Regions from separate parts of the Homo sapiens genome. Here region 1 is linked to region 2. The links are chromatin loops, found by intact Hi-C in ENCODE. Cell type or tissue: Panc1. All regions are shown on one strand. Links, peaks and the distances in the headings refer to the core of each region. The heading gives the core; the rest is flanking DNA.

Evidence for each region. Hi-C counts contacts between places; a loop is a spot of excess contacts. Peaks named below come from ENCODE experiments on the same cell type or tissue, not always from the same donor. Only the 100,000 strongest peaks of a DNase experiment are listed, where the experiment ranks them.
Region 1: a loop joins it to region 2, with 1.8 times the contacts of the local background. A loop is called at or near these places in 1 of 110 quality-filtered maps.

What each region holds. Positions count from the first base shown.
Region 1 is chr6:56,132,442-56,136,843 of GRCh38, reverse strand. The region is part of intron 12 of COL21A1 (collagen type XXI alpha 1 chain); the gene reads left to right. Among named protein-coding and RNA genes, the nearest start is that of COL21A1, 110 kb to the left of the region's middle. In Panc1, for the core only: no CTCF peak of the experiment used is centred there; no DNase peak of the experiment used is centred there.
Region 2 is chr6:56,072,635-56,077,036 of GRCh38, reverse strand. COL21A1 (collagen type XXI alpha 1 chain) reads left to right here. Exons shown (of 30, transcript NM_030820.4): 19 at 1,505-1,558; 20 at 2,752-2,805. Among named protein-coding and RNA genes, the nearest start is that of COL21A1, 170 kb to the left of the region's middle. In Panc1, for the core only: no CTCF peak of the experiment used is centred there; no DNase peak of the experiment used is centred there; H3K27ac peaks cover 261 bases.

The sequences.
Region 1 (4,402 bases), core at 267-4,266, 60 kb before region 2:
AGGGATAGTTCATTGTAGATCATAGGTCATCAAACCTTTAAATTGCAAAATGTATTGCAGTAAAAGACTTTTGGACATGTAGACTCATATATAAAAATTATATATCTGTGCTACTGAGCAAAGTATTATGTGAATTTGAAACACACACACAAAGACATTTTTTAAAATGAATTTTAAAAATAGTAGTTCTCATGTTCTTTTACTAGCCCCAAAAATAATCTTGACCTGACTGAAGACTATGACTCTAGATCGGCTTAAAAGATGGACAGGCTCATCAAAGTTATATTCATCAGCCATGAAAGGTTTGGAAAGCAGCCTGTGGGAAGTGGAATTATCTTACTAGTTTGGATTCTCTTTGACTTTAATCACTTGTAAACTCTGATAGGACCAAGAGTGTGACTCCCCCAAATATTTGTTTTATTGAAATTTTCTTTGAGCACCCAAGAGTGTTGACTGTGTTTTGGGAAATGAAAACATTCTGTATATTCAGCAAATTATTATTAATCACAAGCAAGACAATAGGTAGGCTAGAGTAGCTTATGCTACAGTAACAAGCAAACCCACATGCTTGTGGCTTAAATCAAAGGTTTATTGCTCCTCAAACTACATATTTATCAGCAGCAGTGAGGAGCTTCCCATTGTCTTCACAGGGAGACTCAGATTAACAGATATTTCACCATCTAGATCATGACTAATTATGGTGGCAGGTGCAGAGAGAATCAAACATTGGCTTTTAAATCACTACCATTCATGTTTAATTAACTAGAGCAAATTGTGCAAACCACATGTATTTTAACAGATTAGGTAAGTATGATTTCCCATATGCCAGAGAGTGGAGAGGAATCTGGATATGAGTAAATAGTAGTTGTACCGAGAAAAAAATAGGAATGAGTTAAGGATGAATTGTTTCCTCAAAGAGGTTGGAGTCTGATAAAGGACATAACACAAAGTAACTGTATTTCAAGATAGTCAATGTTAAGTGCCAAAGAAGAAAGTCAAATAAAATTCTCTAGGAGTTTAAAGGAAAGTTAAAAATTGGAAAGGCTTCATGAAAGAAAATATAAAGAAAAGGTTAATCATAGCTATACGATGTAGGGACTGTTTTTATCAAATTTAAGAAATCTCAAAGATTGCCTTGGTTCTTTATTTATTATTATTATTTAGGCATTACCAATAAGACTGTAAGAAACATCTTTGAATATATTTCTCAGTAGTTTTTCATGAGTTTATCAACAGGAAAAGTCCTCGGAAGTGAAATTGATTATTGGATCAAAGGGTTAACTTCATAGTTAAACTTTGATTTAAATTGCTTATTGAGTTCCCAGAAAGTTGATTCTCTTTCAACAAGTATATGAGAATATCTTTCCTCACATTCTTATCAGCACTGTTTTTTTTTTAATTCTAATTTTCACCTGTATAGTTTAGAAATGATACTGGTTTGATTTTCATTGCTTTATTAGTGAGTTGGGTAAGGTATCTTGACATGCGATTTGGGGGCATTGTGTTACTTCTCTGTAATTTGCCGGTTTTCTCATATCTTTTATTTTCCTACTGGGCTGTGATCCTTTTAAAGATTGATTTTTATATGCATTTCATAAGTTGTTGTTTGTATGTGTGAAAATATTTTTTCTGGGTTGTATTATGTGTTTTTACTTGGTTTTTGGAATTTTAGCCATAGAGAAAATTTTCATTTTCATGTAAAATAGTTTTTTCTTCTTTTTTTCTCCTATCTTTGTATATAAATAGAAAGGTTTCACATTCTAGCATGTTGATTATAATTACTGATGATTTTATTTTTGTAATTTTATTATTTTATTTTTTACCTTTAATTTTTGGTTTTTGGAGTAAAGTTAGGTAAGCATTTGTATTAGTGTGTTTCCACTAATACAATAAAGACATACCTGAGACTGGGCAATTTACAAAAGAAAGAGGTTTAATGGACTTAAAGTTCCATGTGACTGGGGAGGCCTCACAATCATGGGAGGGGGCCTCACAATCATGGTGGAAGGCAAGGAGGAGCAAGTCATGTCTTACATGGATGGCAGCAGGCAAAGAGAAAGAGCTTGTGCAGGGAAACTCCCATTTTTAAAACGATCAGATCTCACGAGACTTATTCACTATCATGTGAACAGCACAGGAAAGACCCACCCCATGATTCAATTGCCTCCCGTTGGGTTCCTCCCACAAGTGGGAATTATGGAAGTTACAATTCAATTTGAGATTTGGGTGGGGACATAGCCAAACCGTATCATTCCACTCCTGTTCCCTCCCAAATCTTATGTCTTCACATTTCAAAACCAATCATGCCTTCCCAACAGTACCCCAAAGTCTTAAATCATTTCAGCATTAACTTGAAAGTCCATAGTCCAAAGTCTCATTTGAGACAAGGCAAGTCCTTTCCACTTATGAGCCAGTAAAATCAAAAGCAACTTAATTATTTCCTAGATAAAATAGGGGTACAGGCATTGGATAAATACTCCCATTCCGAATGGGAGAAATTGACCAAAACGAAGGGGGTAAAGGCCCTATGCAAGTCTGAAATCCAGCGGTGCAGTCAAATCTTAAAGCTCCAAAATGCTCTCCTTTTACTCCATGTCTTACATCCAGGTCATGCTGATGCAAGAAGGGGGTTCCCATGGTCTTGGGCAGCTCTGCTTCTGTAGCTTTGCAGGGTACAGCCTCCCTCTCGATTGCTTTCACAGTCTGGCATTGAGTGTCTGTGGTTTTTCCAGGTGCATGGTGCAAGCTATCGGTAGATATACCATTCTGGGGTTTGGAGGACTGTGACCTTCTTCTCACAGCTCTGCTAGGCAGTACCCCAGTAGGGACTCTGGGGGCTCCAACCCCACATTTCCCTTCCTCACTGCCCAAGCAGAGGTTTTCCACCAGGACCCTGCCCCTGCAGCAAATTTCTGCCTGGGCATCCAGGCATTTCCATACATCCTCTGAAGTCTAGGTGGAGGTTCCCAAACCTCAGTTCTTGACTTCTGTGCATCTGCAGTGTCAACACCACATGGAAGCTGCCAAGGCTTGGGGCCTGCACCCTCTGAAGCAATGGCTCATGCTGTACCTTGGTCCCTTTTAGCCATGGCTGGAGTGGCTAGAACGTAGGGTACCAAGTCCCTAGGCTGCACAGAGCAAGGGGGCCCTGGCTCTGGCCCATGAAAACATTTTTTCCTCATAGGCCTCCAGGCCTGTGATGGGAGGGGCTGCCATGAAGACCTCTGACATGCCCTGAAGACATTTTTGCCATTTTGTTGGAGATTAACATTCAGCTGCTTGTTACTTATGCAAATTCCTGCAGCCGGCTTAAATTTCTCCGCAGAAAATGGGATTTTCTTTTCTATCACATTATCAGGCTGCAAATTTTCCAAATTTTATACTCTACTTCATTTATAAAATTGAATGCCTTTAACAGCACCCAAGTTACCTCTTGAATGCCTTGCTCCTTAGAAATTTCTTCTGCCAGATACTCTAAATAATCTCAAAGTTCTACAAATCTTTAGGGCAGGGGAAAAATGCCACCAGTCTCTTTACTAAAACATAACAAGAGTTGCTTTTACTCCAGTTCCCAACAAGTTTCTCATCTCCATCTGAGATCACCTGAACCTGGGTTTCATTGTCCATGTCATTGTCAGCATTTTGGTCAAAGCCATTCAACAAGTCTCTGGGGAGTTCAAAACTTTCTCACATTTTTCTGTGTTCTTCTGAGCCCTCCAAACTGTTCCAACCTCTGCCGGTTACCCAGTTCCAAAGTTGCTTCCACATTTTTGGTTATCTTTTCAGCAGCACCCTACTCTACTGGTACCAATTAATGGATTAGTTCATTTTCACACTGCTGATAAAGACATAGCTGAGACTGGGCAATTTACAAAAGAAAGAGGTTTAATGGACTGACAGTTTCATGTGGCTGGGGAGGCCTCACAATCATGGTGGAGGGCAAGGAGGAGCAAGTCAAGTCTTACATGAATGGCAGCAGGAAAACAGCCAGCTTGTGGAGGGAAACTCGCATTTTTAAAACCATCAGATCTTATGAGACATATTCACTATCATGAGAGCAGCACGTGAAAGACCCGCCCCTATGATTCAATTACCTCCCACTGGGTTCCTCCCATGACAAGTGGGAATTGTGGGAGGTACAATTCAAAATGAGATTTGGGTGGGGACACAGCCAAACCATACCAGCATTCTTATTTTATGAAATCATTTTTCTAAATAAAGAGCCAGTTGCCATAGTATTCATGGAATACCACTTTTTTCTCCATTTATTTCCATTAAATTTCCACTTTCATTTGGGCCTGGTGTTTTGGCTTTACATTCTGTTTCATTGACCTGTCTACATCTTCTCCATTGCAGAATTGTTTTAATTATTGTCACTTCATGATCTGACTTAATATTGGCA
Region 2 (4,402 bases), core at 126-4,125:
GAAAAATCTGCTGTCATTCTAATTATCATTCTTTTGTAAGTGATCTGTTTCTTTCTTTTGGAACCTTTTAAGGTATTTTATTTGTTTTTAGTGTTCTTCAAATTCACTACAATATGTCTAGATATGGATATCTCTTTATTCATCTTGCTGGGAATTCAGTTTGCTTCTTTGCTCTGTGGAATTATTTCCAGTAGTTCTGGAAAGAATCACCATTATCTCCATATGACCTCTGCTCCATTCTCTGTTTCTGGAATTCTGGTTAGACATTTTATTTTATTTCTTCTAATTTTATGCTCTACATCTCTTTTTAGCATTACCTACCATATTTCCATATTTTTGGTTGTCTTACATTCTGGTTAAATGTTTTAGATATACCTTATAGTTTACTTATTCTTTATTGTGTCTAATCTGTTAGAATGATCAATTGATTTTTTTTAAAAATGATAAACACTCATAATTTTCACTTTCAGAGTTTATAATTTTTTAAACCACAACTTTTTGTTCTTGAAGTCTCTTGTTATATTTTCAGTACTAATAGTCTTTCATGATTCTGTTTTTTTAATTTAAAAAAATCTCATATCTAATTCTAAATTCTGTTTCTAACAATTCTAATATCTGCAGTTAATTATTTATTACTTATTATTCTCATTCCTGTATCTTGCTGTCTCTTGTTTCTATATTGTTTATCATGAGCTCATTGCTTCATCTTAATTTAGAGGGTGTCCTGTCAGCCTAACTAGGAAATGAAGACCTGCCTTTTGCTGGTAGCCATGGATACCATTTCAGCCCCATTTGAAAGTGCTGAGTCATCATAGGTATTGAAGATTCCTGCTTCCTTTCCATGGCTGGCCAGCATTCAGTTTCCCAAGAGCTGAAGATCCACCCTCAGATACTTCCACTTTTCTTGGCTTCTACAGTTCTGTCTCTGGCATGGTTTCTGTATAGTTCAAATTCTCATAATTATAGCCCCAACTCAAAGTATATTTCATTAAAATGAGAGATCTTTGAATACCTCTCCTACTTCTTGGAAGACCAGCACTCTCTCACAGAGGATGTTCCTTCTAGGATTTTTGTTCTGGACTTAGAGGACCTAGTCAGCCGCATCCCTGGAAGTTGAAGTCTAATGCTGTTATTTTTTTAGTCTATTTTTCTTTATTAATTTATGTTCACTATCATATTTCTTAAACTCTATGATAAATAGAAAAATTTTTCACCTGATTTTTATTTCTGTTGTTTACCAACTCCATCTAAGCTACTAGGTCTTCCTTTGAAAGAATGGCAAATGTTACTACAAATGTCATAATAAAAATATTGAGAGTAAATCCTCAGACTCTATGCCAAGGTCTTTAAGGCCTTGCTCCTTCCTTACTGTAGTGGAAGAGAAAGCAGAAAAAGGTGAACTGATTGATATTCAATTGTCATTCCATTGTGCTTTGGCAGAAGCTTTCTTGAAATAAATTGATAATTTACAATTTATAATGTTTTTAATGTTTGATTTTTTTAGGGAGAAATTGGGCCTCCAGGACAGCAAGGAAAAAAAGGAGCCCCAGGGATGCCTGTATGTTGATGTCATTATCATCATACATCAAAGTGTTTGCAGTGTTGCTACTACCTACTAGGAGTTCATATTCGAGAGTTCATAAAAATGTAGGGGATACAGCAATAAAATATTTGAGGTCCATGAATTCCATTCTGTTGTATGAAACATATTATGTCTATGTGCATTTTTCTAAAAGAGTAAAGATTTCTTCAGTTTCTCAAAAAGTTGGCCACCCAAAAAAACATCAGGGACCCTAACTGTAGATAAATTAGAAAACATGTATTCTAGCTATTAATTTAAAAATACTAAGTACCATTAAGTCTAAATCTCAGTGATTTTTTTATTTTAAATTAAATTTACAAACATATTACACTAATGGGAAAGAATATGTATAGAAGACATAGTATGGGAAGCTCCTAAAACAGAGTAAATTATTTCAGAATTTTCAAGAGTGAAGATGGCATATGAAACTGATTCAAAATTATGAAAATTCATGTGTGCAAGAATCCCCCCCCAAATTTTAACTTTATTGCTAGAAGTGATGTTGATTTTAATATATGAATCAAATTGTCTGTTATAGGTTCATATTGAGATTATATTTTCTAATGATATAATTTTTTAATCCCTTTTCCTTTGTAAAGTGTGTTAAATATGTATAATAGTATTTAAAGTAGAATCTAAATTAAATCAAGTCCTAATTGAAAGAGTAGTTATCATTTTTTATTTTGAATGTTATGATTAAAGATACGGCCATTTTGTACCCTGAAGAAAGATTATCCAGAGAGTTTATTAGAATGTAACTCTTTTAAAATATTGTTCAAGATAATAGAATTCTAAGTAATGTTAATCAGGATAACATCTATGAAGACACCTAATTTTAGCCATCCTAACAAAAGAAAAAGTGTAGAAAAAAAATTTTCCTTTATATTTTTCTTTTACTAGCTCTCCATTTTCTCTATTTGTAGTTTTTGTAAGCAATAGAATCATAAGCGCTCTGCTAGCCTTCATGCTATCTTGCATAGTTTGATTTTTTACTTTTATTATCCTCTATGGATGTATGGTGGAGTAATTTTCTAAATATTGTATTATATTTTCAGATCTGTATTATAATTTAGTGAATTAATTATGAGAATGTGTAACTTGGAAATTGATTTAATATTTTTTAATAATCTTCTCTAAGTTACTCTTGAAATTCCTTTTTAAAATTGTAGGGTTTAATGGGAAGCAATGGCTCACCAGGCCAGCCTGGAACACCGGGATCTAAGGTAAATATGATAAAATAAACAAGACTGGGAACTTTGTATAATCACAGTGGCCATTTATAACTTTGATGAAAATTTTACTACTACCTTGATTGTATTTTAAATGTGGTTTTTATTCTATGAAAAAAAATCACTTGTAAGAATTAAATCTGGAAAGGCTCAGCCTAAGAAACAGGCTAAAGTAAAGCTCATCCTGTTATGTTGGAAAGGGTCCAGAATCTCCTGCTGCTCAGCCCCCTTCTCCCTTTTTGGTGTCTTGGTGTCTAGTATTGAGGAATACTAGAGCTCTATAGAGCTCAGTGCCAAAACCACCAGTCTAGAGCATTCATAGTTATGAATAAGAATATCTCTTACAATATCAGTTTTCTAGTCTTCTTTTTGGTATTTTTATTTAGTGGAATGTATATAGAGTGCCTTGTAAATTATACTAGTTCTGTGAGTAAGAGCATATTATCTTTACTTTTAGATTTTAAATAAGTAAGGCAAGCTTAACAAATATATTTAGGATATGAGGTTAGTTATTCTCAAGGTAGAACTGAAACTCTTTGAATGTCATTATTTGACCATTTCCTAGCTATATATAATCCTGTGGTACGATAACTATTTTGTTTTCTTGGTTAACCAGAGGATCAGACAAAACACTCAGAAAACTGTTCCCAACTATTTTGCAAATAGATTCTAGGACAGCCTTCTAAAAGGAAGTGATGGAATTGCTATTTTAGAAGCAGTCAACCTTTGACTAAGCATTGCCTCAGGGGAATAGACCCTGGCATATGAGTAGATGACCTACTCTATTTTACTTTTAATTTCTAAAGTATTTAGAAAAGAGAGAGAAAAAAAAGACATGGGAGCCCAATAATGAGAAAAGGTAGCTGCTCTTCCATCAGTGGTAGACCCTTGTGGATCCTTGGTGTATTGTGGGCTCCAGCAGCTATAGGTACACACAGAGTTGTGTGTGACTGACTTGCTGGAATGACTGAACTTGCTAAGCAGGTCTCCACAGTTTCTCAAGGTCATTTTGTAAGAAAATACCCCTTATTAAGTGGTGCACAATGGGCTCTCTCAATGTCTTTTGGATTCTCTAATTCTTAAGAATGCAGCCTAAAATTTCATCAGCTTTTTTTTTTTTTATTAGATACACCACACTGTTGACTCACACTGTGTTGAAGGTCAATTGTATCTGTTGGACTTTCCGTAAAAGGTTTTAGAACAATGTGTGCTGTCTACCACTTAAGCAGATTCTGCTGATTTGGCTGGGTAGGCCAGTGAGGATTTCCAGTATCACAGTTTGTTTATTTTTACATGAATTACTCTAAAGTTGGTTTTCTGCATCTTGTGCTTGTACAATTATTTTGTTAAAAATAGATCTAAGAAGTTAAAATTACACATATTAAAAATACACATAATCTTTTCAATAAAATATTTTAATTTTTTTCTTGCTGTATATTAGGTGTTGGAAACTTTTTCTGAAAAGGGACAGAAAGTAAATATTTCAGGCTTAGAGAGCCATACAAGTCTCTGTTGTAACTACTCAATTTTATCATTATAGTGCAAAATTGGCCACAGGCAATACCTAATCAAATGGGTATGGGGTGTGGCT